Regions from separate parts of the Homo sapiens genome. Here region 1 is linked to region 2. Evidence: read pairs that join two places in POLR2A ChIA-PET (ENCODE). Cell type or tissue: GM12878. All regions are shown on one strand. Links, peaks and the distances in the headings refer to the core of each region. The heading gives the core; the rest is flanking DNA.

What was found. Peaks named below come from ENCODE experiments on the same cell type or tissue, not always from the same donor. Only the 100,000 strongest peaks of a DNase experiment are listed, where the experiment ranks them.
Region 1: POLR2A ChIA-PET joins it to region 2 with 6 read pairs; 4 of 35 experiments call an interaction of 5 or more read pairs at or near these places.

Annotation. Positions count from the first base shown.
Region 1 is chr7:134,723,035-134,727,484 of GRCh38, forward strand. All of the region lies in intron 1 of LOC124901750 (a long non-coding RNA gene), which reads right to left. It also overlaps a transcript of CALD1 not described here. Among named protein-coding and RNA genes, the nearest start is that of CALD1, 54 kb to the right of the region's middle. In GM12878, for the core only: a CTCF peak has its summit at 1,772 (motif pointing right); a DNase peak (open chromatin) is centred at 1,787; H3K27me3 peaks cover 200 bases.
Region 2 is chr7:134,930,910-134,935,359 of GRCh38, forward strand. It overlaps CALD1 (caldesmon 1), which reads left to right. Exons shown (of 15, transcript NM_033138.4): 5 at 2,079-3,168. Among named protein-coding and RNA genes, the nearest start is that of AGBL3, 53 kb to the right of the region's middle. In GM12878, for the core only: no CTCF peak of the experiment used is centred there; DNase peaks (open chromatin) are centred at 1,872 and 2,320; H3K4me3 peaks cover 950 bases; H3K27ac peaks cover 393 bases.

The DNA.
Region 1 (4,450 bases), core at 230-4,229, 210 kb before region 2:
AGGGAAGCACTAACACGGATTGGTTTCTAATATTAACTATCACCCCCACAGCTAAGCCTGAGTATGAAGCTCATCTCTATCAGTTATCAGCTGACCGACCTTGGATAAATTACTCAATCTTTTTGAGTTTCAGTTCTTGCGTAAAAAGATATAACTGTTATACCTCCTCGAGGCATATCACAGATTAAATGAGATCACATATGTAAAGGGCATTTAGGGTAATCTGAAGTTTCTCTGCAGTTTCTGCATCTTGGCCTAGGATTTTTAATCCCTTAGGAAAATTCTGTCTATCTTCTGGGTAGTTTAGGGTTAGTATGGCTCAGAGCCCTACCCTGGTCCTCTTGTCCTGACATTAATTGAGTTAGAAATAAGGTAGTGCTCAATATCATGCTATATACCACTGCTCTTGGCACCCTTAAATCCAGCCATACTCAATACCCCCAATATTCCCATTTGATTCACTAATGACTCAAGCTGTCAAGTACAGTAGAAAAGGTAACTTTTTTTTTTTTTTTTTTTTTTTTTTTTGCAGAAAACTGCAAGCTCAAAACCAGTTTTAAACCTCATTCCAGGTCTGTTTAAAGCAGTGTTCTCAAGTGGGGGTGATTTTGTCTCTTAGAGAACATGTGGCATGTCTGGAAATATTTCTGACTGTCACAATTTTGGGGGCAGTCTGGGATGGTGCTACTGGTACATAATGAGTGGAAGCCACGGATGCTACTGAATGTTCCACAATGCAAAGAATGCACCTGTTCCAAATGTCCATAGTGCTGAGGTTGAGAAAGCCTAGTTTAGAGGTAGCCAGTTGGACAAAATCATGTTGGAAGTAGGGGGATTCTCTTGGCTTTAGAATCCTACTGTTTATTGAGTCTGAGAAAAGCCTGGATAGAGGAGGCGTTCAATGGGATCTGAAAAATATTTTAAAACTGAGCTGCTGTTATGAATTCAGAGAAGCATATTTGCCTTTTAGACAAAAAGATGTGGGGCCTCTTGCATGCCAAAAATTTGCTCAGGGTTTGCTATGCGGCAGCAGGAGAATCTGTCCATAAAAGGGATGGACTTTGCTGCCCAGAGGGATTCCCTTCAAGGGTTTCCCTTGTGAGCCTGAAGAATCACTGGGAAAGGGCAAGCCTGGCCAGCTTCGAGTTCCAGCCCCTCACCAAGGCGTGTTTATATTTCTCCGGAGGTGAGAGTGAATACACTTTAGGGAAGGGAAGGCACTCTAGCCCTAAAAAGGGGTTGTTTAGCAACCATCTTCTTGTTTCTTGGATATGAAGATTAACCAGCTTAGCTGGGAAAGGCCTTTGAGAAGGGAACCTAGGTTTAATATTCAGGGGAAGCTGAGAGAAAGGCATCACTGAGGGGAGAGCGCCTGGGGTTGTAGCTCAGAAAGATATAAGTCTGAACCTCAGCTCCTCCAGCTGTGGACTGACTCTGTGACCTTGGACAAAGAAAGGAAAAATAACTAAGATTACAGCACACCTACTGTATGCCAGACTTGATGGTAGTGTTGCATATGCAATATGATTTCACTTTATTTTTACAATAGCACATGAAAATAGTTTAGCTAAATCATATAGTCAGTAGCTGGCTAAAGAACTCTTGGTTTGTTTGACTCCAAGGTCCACGATTCTTCTATACCACACTGTCTCCCAAAGTCCTTAGCTTCTTTAAGCCTCAGTTTCATTGCTTGTGAAACAGGTACAGAGGAAGATTAGGAAAGTGAATTTAGAACAATCCAGTATGCTTCAGCCAGCACTCCTCCAGGGGGAGCTCCATACTCCTTCCTCCTTTCTACTGCCCTCTCCCTCCTCTTCTGAGGTTGGATGGCCTTAAGAACGTGTATCAGCCATTCACACCCAGGGGGACATCAGTGTGCTGAGAACAAGGTCCTGTGCCTAACCAGGAGGCTGGCTTCTGCATCCTTCTCTTCCTCTGCAAAGCTTCAGCTAATTCCCTGTGTCTAGGAGCCAAGAGGTGGGTGCAGTCAACCCCCTCTTCTTGTGGCCTCCCTTTTCTATTTAATTTCTGAGAATGATGACATGAGGTGGCCTAGGGATTGCTCCTGACAGCCAGAAAGAACTGTAATCTCTTTCACTCCTCAAACACCATTCTCCAGGGCCACAGCCCTGGCCTGAGTACCTATGTGGACAGCCCAGACTAGCTCTATTCAAGGCCTCAAAGTAAGCCTTTCCTTAATTCAATATTTCTGGATCTTAGTGCAGAAATTGACAGTGATATCTCTCCTCAGGCCTGTCATCCATGGAACAAAAGGAGGTGTCCATGGGTTCAACCTATCTCCCTGGATTCTACATTCCATGTGGGATCCAAACCATCCTGAAAACGAAGTGTCACTTTGTCTGTTTTATAATTTGTATGCATCTCTCTCTCAAAGGGCTTTTCAAAAGTGGGTGATTTAGGGCAGGATTTGCAATTCCTCAATTTCCTGAGCATGTATAGCATTAATATCACCCTTAGATTCTGTGGTACCCCCAATTCTAACAGTTGGTGCTTGACAAATATCACTCTTCAGTGCTCTTGTCCCACCTAACAAAGCTGAAAACAAGACCTGAAAGGATCAATTTATTTCCAAGGGCAATGGGCTGAATGGTGGCCCAAAGACATTGGATTTTAATCCCTGGAACCTATAAATGTCACCTTATTTGAAAAAAGAGTCTTTACTGATGTGATTACCTTAAGGATCTTGACATGAGAATAACATCCTGGATTATCTGGCTGGGCCCTTGATGCCACCACAAGTGTCATCATAAGAGTGAGGCAGGAGGAGATTAGATGTACGCAGAGGAGAAGGTGCTACAAAGACAGAGGCACATTGGAGTGACGTGGCCAAGGCACTACCAGAAGCTAGAAGAGGTCAGGAATGAATTCTCTTCTAAAACCTCTATGGGGTCCCCTGATGACACTTTGCTTTCAGACTTCTGGTCTCTAGTACTGTGAAATAATAAATTTCTATTGTTTTAAGCTACTAAATTTGGGTAATTTGTTACAGCAGCATTAGAAGACTAATACACCAAGTAACTTAACTGAATCTTATAACAAAACCCAAGAATACTTATAGGAATACACCATTATTCAGCACCTAACAAGATAAAATCCACAATGGCTAACATCCCACCAAAAATTACCAGGCATGCAAAAAAAGCTGAGAAATACAACACATAAGGAGAAGAAAAATCAGCTGAAACTGATTCAGAAAAGACTCAGATAATACAATTAGCATATATAACTATATAAGCATATATAAATATATAAGAATATATTAATATATTAGCATATATAATCTTAATTGATCTTTATATATTATATGTATATAACTTAATATAATATATATCTTTTTATATATTATATTATATAGCTTTATATATATAATATATATTATATAGCTTTATATATATAATATATATTATATAGCTTTAGATATATAATATATATTATATAGCTTTAGATATATAATATACAATATATTATATATATATATAAAGATCAGGACACGGATGCTGCCAGGGATACAGCTGAAATACAGAATTATGTTACAAAAGGACAAAAAGGAGAACATTGGCAGACAGCTGGCAGTTCTAGCCATCACCATAAAAAAAAAATTTGTATCACCAGTTGTATTAGTCAGGGCTTTATAATTGCAAACAACTCAAACAGATGTGGTTGATTTCAGCAGAAAAAGCATTTAATAAAAGGGTATTGTGTATTTCACAGACTTCAAAACCAGGCTTAGAAATTGAACAGGGACAAATGAGGCCTGGCAGCAGCCAGGACCACAGCTAAAATCTTGCTCCAGAGCCCATCTAGTGAGGATAATGCTGGACGTCACAGCTCACCCCTGAAGTCACCATCACTCCACATCTGGTGCTCCTCAGCCACTGTTGTCACTAGAAAGTCCACATTGTTGGCAGTACTGCCGCCAACCTCCAGAAATGTTCCTCCTCCTCACAGCTTCTTTGCACTACTAGAAGGGTGCATCTGCCAGGAAGAGCTCAGTCATATTCTGAACCCCAACTGCAAGGGAGACTGGGAAATGAGCCTTCCACTTCTACAGTGGGAAGCAAGTTTTGCCTCTCATCAAGATTTACAGGAAAAGAAATCTTCTGGAAACCTGAAGAGGGTACAGAATCTGAACTATCAGATAAAAAGGAAAACTAATAACAATAGTAATTGACAAAGATCTGTTCCATGGATTCAGATTCTACTGATGTTAGTGAGAGCCATGTGCTTTGCAAGTCAAACAGGCGATCGTAGCACATGCAACTCATCTTCTGCTCCTCAGGACCCTCTAGTCACATGCCCACACCCGTCTTTGCTTCTTACTCCTGTCAAAGAACAAAATTTTAACAAATGGAGTTTTAAAGATCAAACTATCAAACCAGCTTTTCTTAGTTCATAAACTGAACATCATCTAGTCCACAAAATAGACAGG
Region 2 (4,450 bases), core at 256-4,255:
AGTTTTAAAAATGGCATTTTGATGCCTTTCCTGAATCTTGTTATTAATGAGTGGTCAACAGGAGCTTTAAAAATTACTGGTGATCTGTAGTTTTCTTGCTTTTAAAATCTTGCTTTTCCTTGTGCTTCTCTTCGGATATTTGGCTGTTATTCATTATTTCATGCTATTAATTGAAATCAAATTCTTTTTTTTTTTAGAAAATCATATTGAGGTCTGAGAATGTGTGATTTATCTCTGACATATTAGTTAGCCACAAGAAGAATAAGTCTTCTTGGGGCTAAACAACTCTAACTGGCATTTGATATCTACTGATAATTGTGGTCATGATTTATAAATAGGCAAAGAAATGTTCAATACAGTTTGTTGGTTTCTTAGCATAAGAGTACTTTAATCTGGCTAGCACTTTGGAATTTTGGTGCCTTTTAAAAATTATTAGAATTCAATTGATCCAAATGGCCCCTCTATAGACTTCCCCTTAAATTATAAATTTTTTGCATTTGTAGGGACATTTAATCCTTATATGTCTAATTTCATGGAGGCAATATCCTGAAGCAAAAGTAAAGGCCAAGAAAGTTTTAAAGCTAGTTTTTACTCTGCCATTTTCATTGTTAAATATGAAATGTGTTTTTTCCAAAATTAAGTGAATTTGAACGTTGAAAGGGCCAAGTTTGGTCTGAACTATGAAATTTGATGGAGTTTCTAAACATTGCAAGACAAATTCTTCCAACTCTGGTCACAGTTCTGGTATCACATGACTGGTTGTTTCCTGCAAATAGAAACCAACACCCTGGCTTGGACAGTGTCCAGCATCCTGCAGTAGTGAGGGAGGTGATGGACAACAGTTTAACTTTTGGAGATTTTCTTTCCTTTTTAAAATAAATGTCAAATTTAACTGCCCTTTTTCCACTGTAGAAAAGATGGACAAGAAACCCTTTATTCATGGAAATCTTGACAAAGAAGGTAGATTGTGTATACATTAGTTAGGGTAACGCTGGCTGCTATAACGATTAGTGCCCCCAAATTTTAAGTTTAGTGCAGTAACACTTACCATTATGCATATTTCTGTCTAGTTGGTAGAACCAGCCACCTGTCTTCTTTTCTCTTGTGACTCTCAATCCCTAGGGCTTGGTGCTCCCTGATCTACCAACAGACAGAGATAGAGAAGACAGGGAGTGCACCTCTGTTTGTTCATTGCCTTGGTTGGACACTTCTGTTTACATTTCATTGGCAGTTATTGGTCACATGGCCCGCCTAGGTGCAAAGAAGGGAGAGGGTGCAAATTTAATCCTTGAGTGGTGATCACTCCCCCCAACTATGGAAGGAGGAGCAGGAATTGTAAGGGACACTTAGATGTCTCTTCCATTGGGGTCACTGGCGTGAGTGTGGAATCTCAACACTGTAATGTACATTTTCTTCCTCTCAAAGTACCTTGGGAGCCTCCAATCCAGATCAGGAATTCTAGATGACTTGATGACATGGGAGAATACTACATGACATGGAAGGAATTCACTTATTATTTCAGTTTGATCCTTAAGTTTGAATTCCCCAAGAAGCAAGTCCAGAAACAACGATTTGACTGCAAGTCGTTTATTTGTAAGGTGATGCTAGGAAACACTGGTGGAGGTGTGGGAAGGTAAGACAGAAAAGGGAAGGCCACCAAATAAACGTTGCATGACCAAGCACATCACCACTGTGGGTATCTGGAGCTTCACTCCACTGGGAAACTCTGAGATCCAGTGTGGAATACACACCTCGGAGTTATCCCACTCAAAAAGTGAGGGGTGCTGAGGTATCTAAACACTCAGGCTATCAATTTTTGTTTGAAAACTGCTCCCAGGGGACATTAATACCGAAAGCACTTCTGGCATGTTGAGTAGACTCCAGTCCCCAGAGAAAGGCTTGCAAATGCTGTCAGCTGAAAGCCAGGCAGGCGTGTACTAAAATGGTAACGTACTGGGGATATGGGCAAGCTTGGCACTACTGGCATCTGCTGTAGTCCTGGGTAGCACAGGCTGTATGAATGCTGCTGACTGATGAATGAGCAAGCTGTCTTTGGTGTTGTTCTTTCTGTTGTACAGTGTGCCTGACGAGGAGGCCAAGACAACCACCACAAACACTCAAGTGGAAGGGGATGATGAGGCCGCATTCCTGGAGCGCCTGGCTCGGCGTGAGGAAAGACGCCAAAAACGCCTTCAGGAGGCTCTGGAGCGGCAGAAGGAGTTCGACCCAACAATAACAGATGCAAGTCTGTCGCTCCCAAGCAGAAGAATGCAAAATGACACAGCAGAAAATGAAACTACCGAGAAGGAAGAAAAAAGTGAAAGTCGCCAAGAAAGATACGAGATAGAGGAAACAGAAACAGTCACCAAGTCCTACCAGAAGAATGATTGGAGGGATGCTGAAGAAAACAAGAAAGAAGACAAGGAAAAGGAGGAGGAGGAAGAGGAGAAGCCAAAGCGAGGGAGCATTGGAGAAAATCAGGTAGAGGTGATGGTGGAAGAGAAAACAACTGAAAGCCAGGAGGAAACAGTGGTAATGTCATTAAAAAATGGGCAGATCAGTTCAGAAGAGCCTAAACAAGAGGAGGAGAGGGAACAAGGTTCAGATGAGATTTCCCATCATGAAAAGATGGAAGAGGAAGACAAGGAAAGAGCTGAGGCAGAGAGGGCAAGGTTGGAAGCAGAAGAAAGAGAAAGAATTAAAGCCGAGCAAGACAAAAAGATAGCAGATGAACGAGCAAGAATTGAAGCAGAAGAAAAAGCAGCTGCCCAAGAAAGAGAAAGGAGAGAGGCAGAAGAGAGGGAAAGGATGAGGGAGGAAGAGAAAAGGGCAGCAGAGGAGAGGCAGAGGATAAAGGAGGAAGAGAAAAGGGCAGCAGAGGAGAGGCAGAGGATAAAGGAGGAAGAGAAAAGGGCAGCAGAGGAGAGGCAGAGGATAAAAGAGGAAGAGAAAAGGGCAGCAGAGGAGAGGCAAAGGGCCAGGGCAGAGGAGGAAGAGAAGGCTAAGGTAGAAGAGCAGAAACGTAACAAGCAGCTAGAAGAGAAAAAACATGCCATGCAAGAGACAAAGATAAAAGGGGAAAAGGTAGAACAGAAAATAGAAGGGAAATGGGTAAATGAAAAGAAAGCACAAGAAGATAAACTTCAGACAGCTGTCCTAAAGAAACAGGTACAGTAAACATTTTGCACCAAATGTGTGATGCCTGTGACTTGTGAGAAATGTAATGCACATCTGATTTGGGACTGAGGCCACATGCATATAGCTCACATGCTTGATCATTTGGCAAGCTGTTCATTTTTTCAGGCCATAGCGATACACAAGCATGCAGCAATTGATTGATGGCTGAATATTCAATCAACCAAATTTACTGGGACAGCCAGTAAATTTGGCTGTCCAGAAGACAGAGAGAAATTAATTGCTCTGTGCTTGATTGTTATGAATACCCAAAAAAAGAATTAATCCAAAGATGATAAATGTGGTGGTGGTGTGTTGGCTTCTGATTCTGTGCTTGCATCTAAACTCGTTCTTTTAATTATCTTTCCTCTATCCATAGGTCTGCATGAGGCAAGAGGCCCATAACTCCTTACCTCACTCATGGGTTTGACGTTGAATTAAAAAAATGATAAAAGCTGGGGTGGGAAAGAGACATGAAGAATAATGGTCAGACATTTCATCTTAAGAAGGCAAAAACAGGCTGGGTACAGTGGCTCACACCTGTAATCCCAGCACTTTGGGAGGCTGAGGTGGGTGGATCACAAGGTCAGGAGATCGAGACCATCCTGGCCAACATGGTGAAACCCCATCTCTACTAAAAATACAAAATTAGCTGGGTGTACCGGCACATGTCTGTAATCCCAGCTACTCAGGAGGCTGAGGCAGGAGAATCACTTGAACCTGGGAGGCAGAGGTTGCAATGAGCTGAGATTGTGCCACTGCACTCCACTGGGCAACAGGGAGAGACTCCATCTCAACAACAAAAACAACAACAACAACAAAAAGGCAAAAACAAACCCCTGGAAATTAACTGGTAATAAAGAGGGGGAAAGGAACTGGTTGGAAACTTTCCTTAAAAAAAAAAGTCAAAACCCTGATTTGCCAACATGTAGACCTCAGCTTAATGTAGACTTGCAGAAAGCCATTAATTTAGGGTAGTATTGATTTATATTTGACTGGTAATTAAGAGCATACATGCTGCTTCTTTATTATCTGGGTGACACAAATTCATGTGGCCTGAGGAAGGGTGGAAATAGTAGGGGGGAAATGTTTGTAAGCTTTGAGAAAGATTTTTTTTCTGTCTGCAAGACTGCATTGAAAGCACTGTACCTAATCACCACCACACCACCACCACCACTCCTAAAAAAAGAAAAAAAGAGATGCTTTCACATTCACCTTTCCAGAGCAAATTCTCTGTCACTAAGCCTGCATTGCACTGAAGGTATCTTTAACTCCT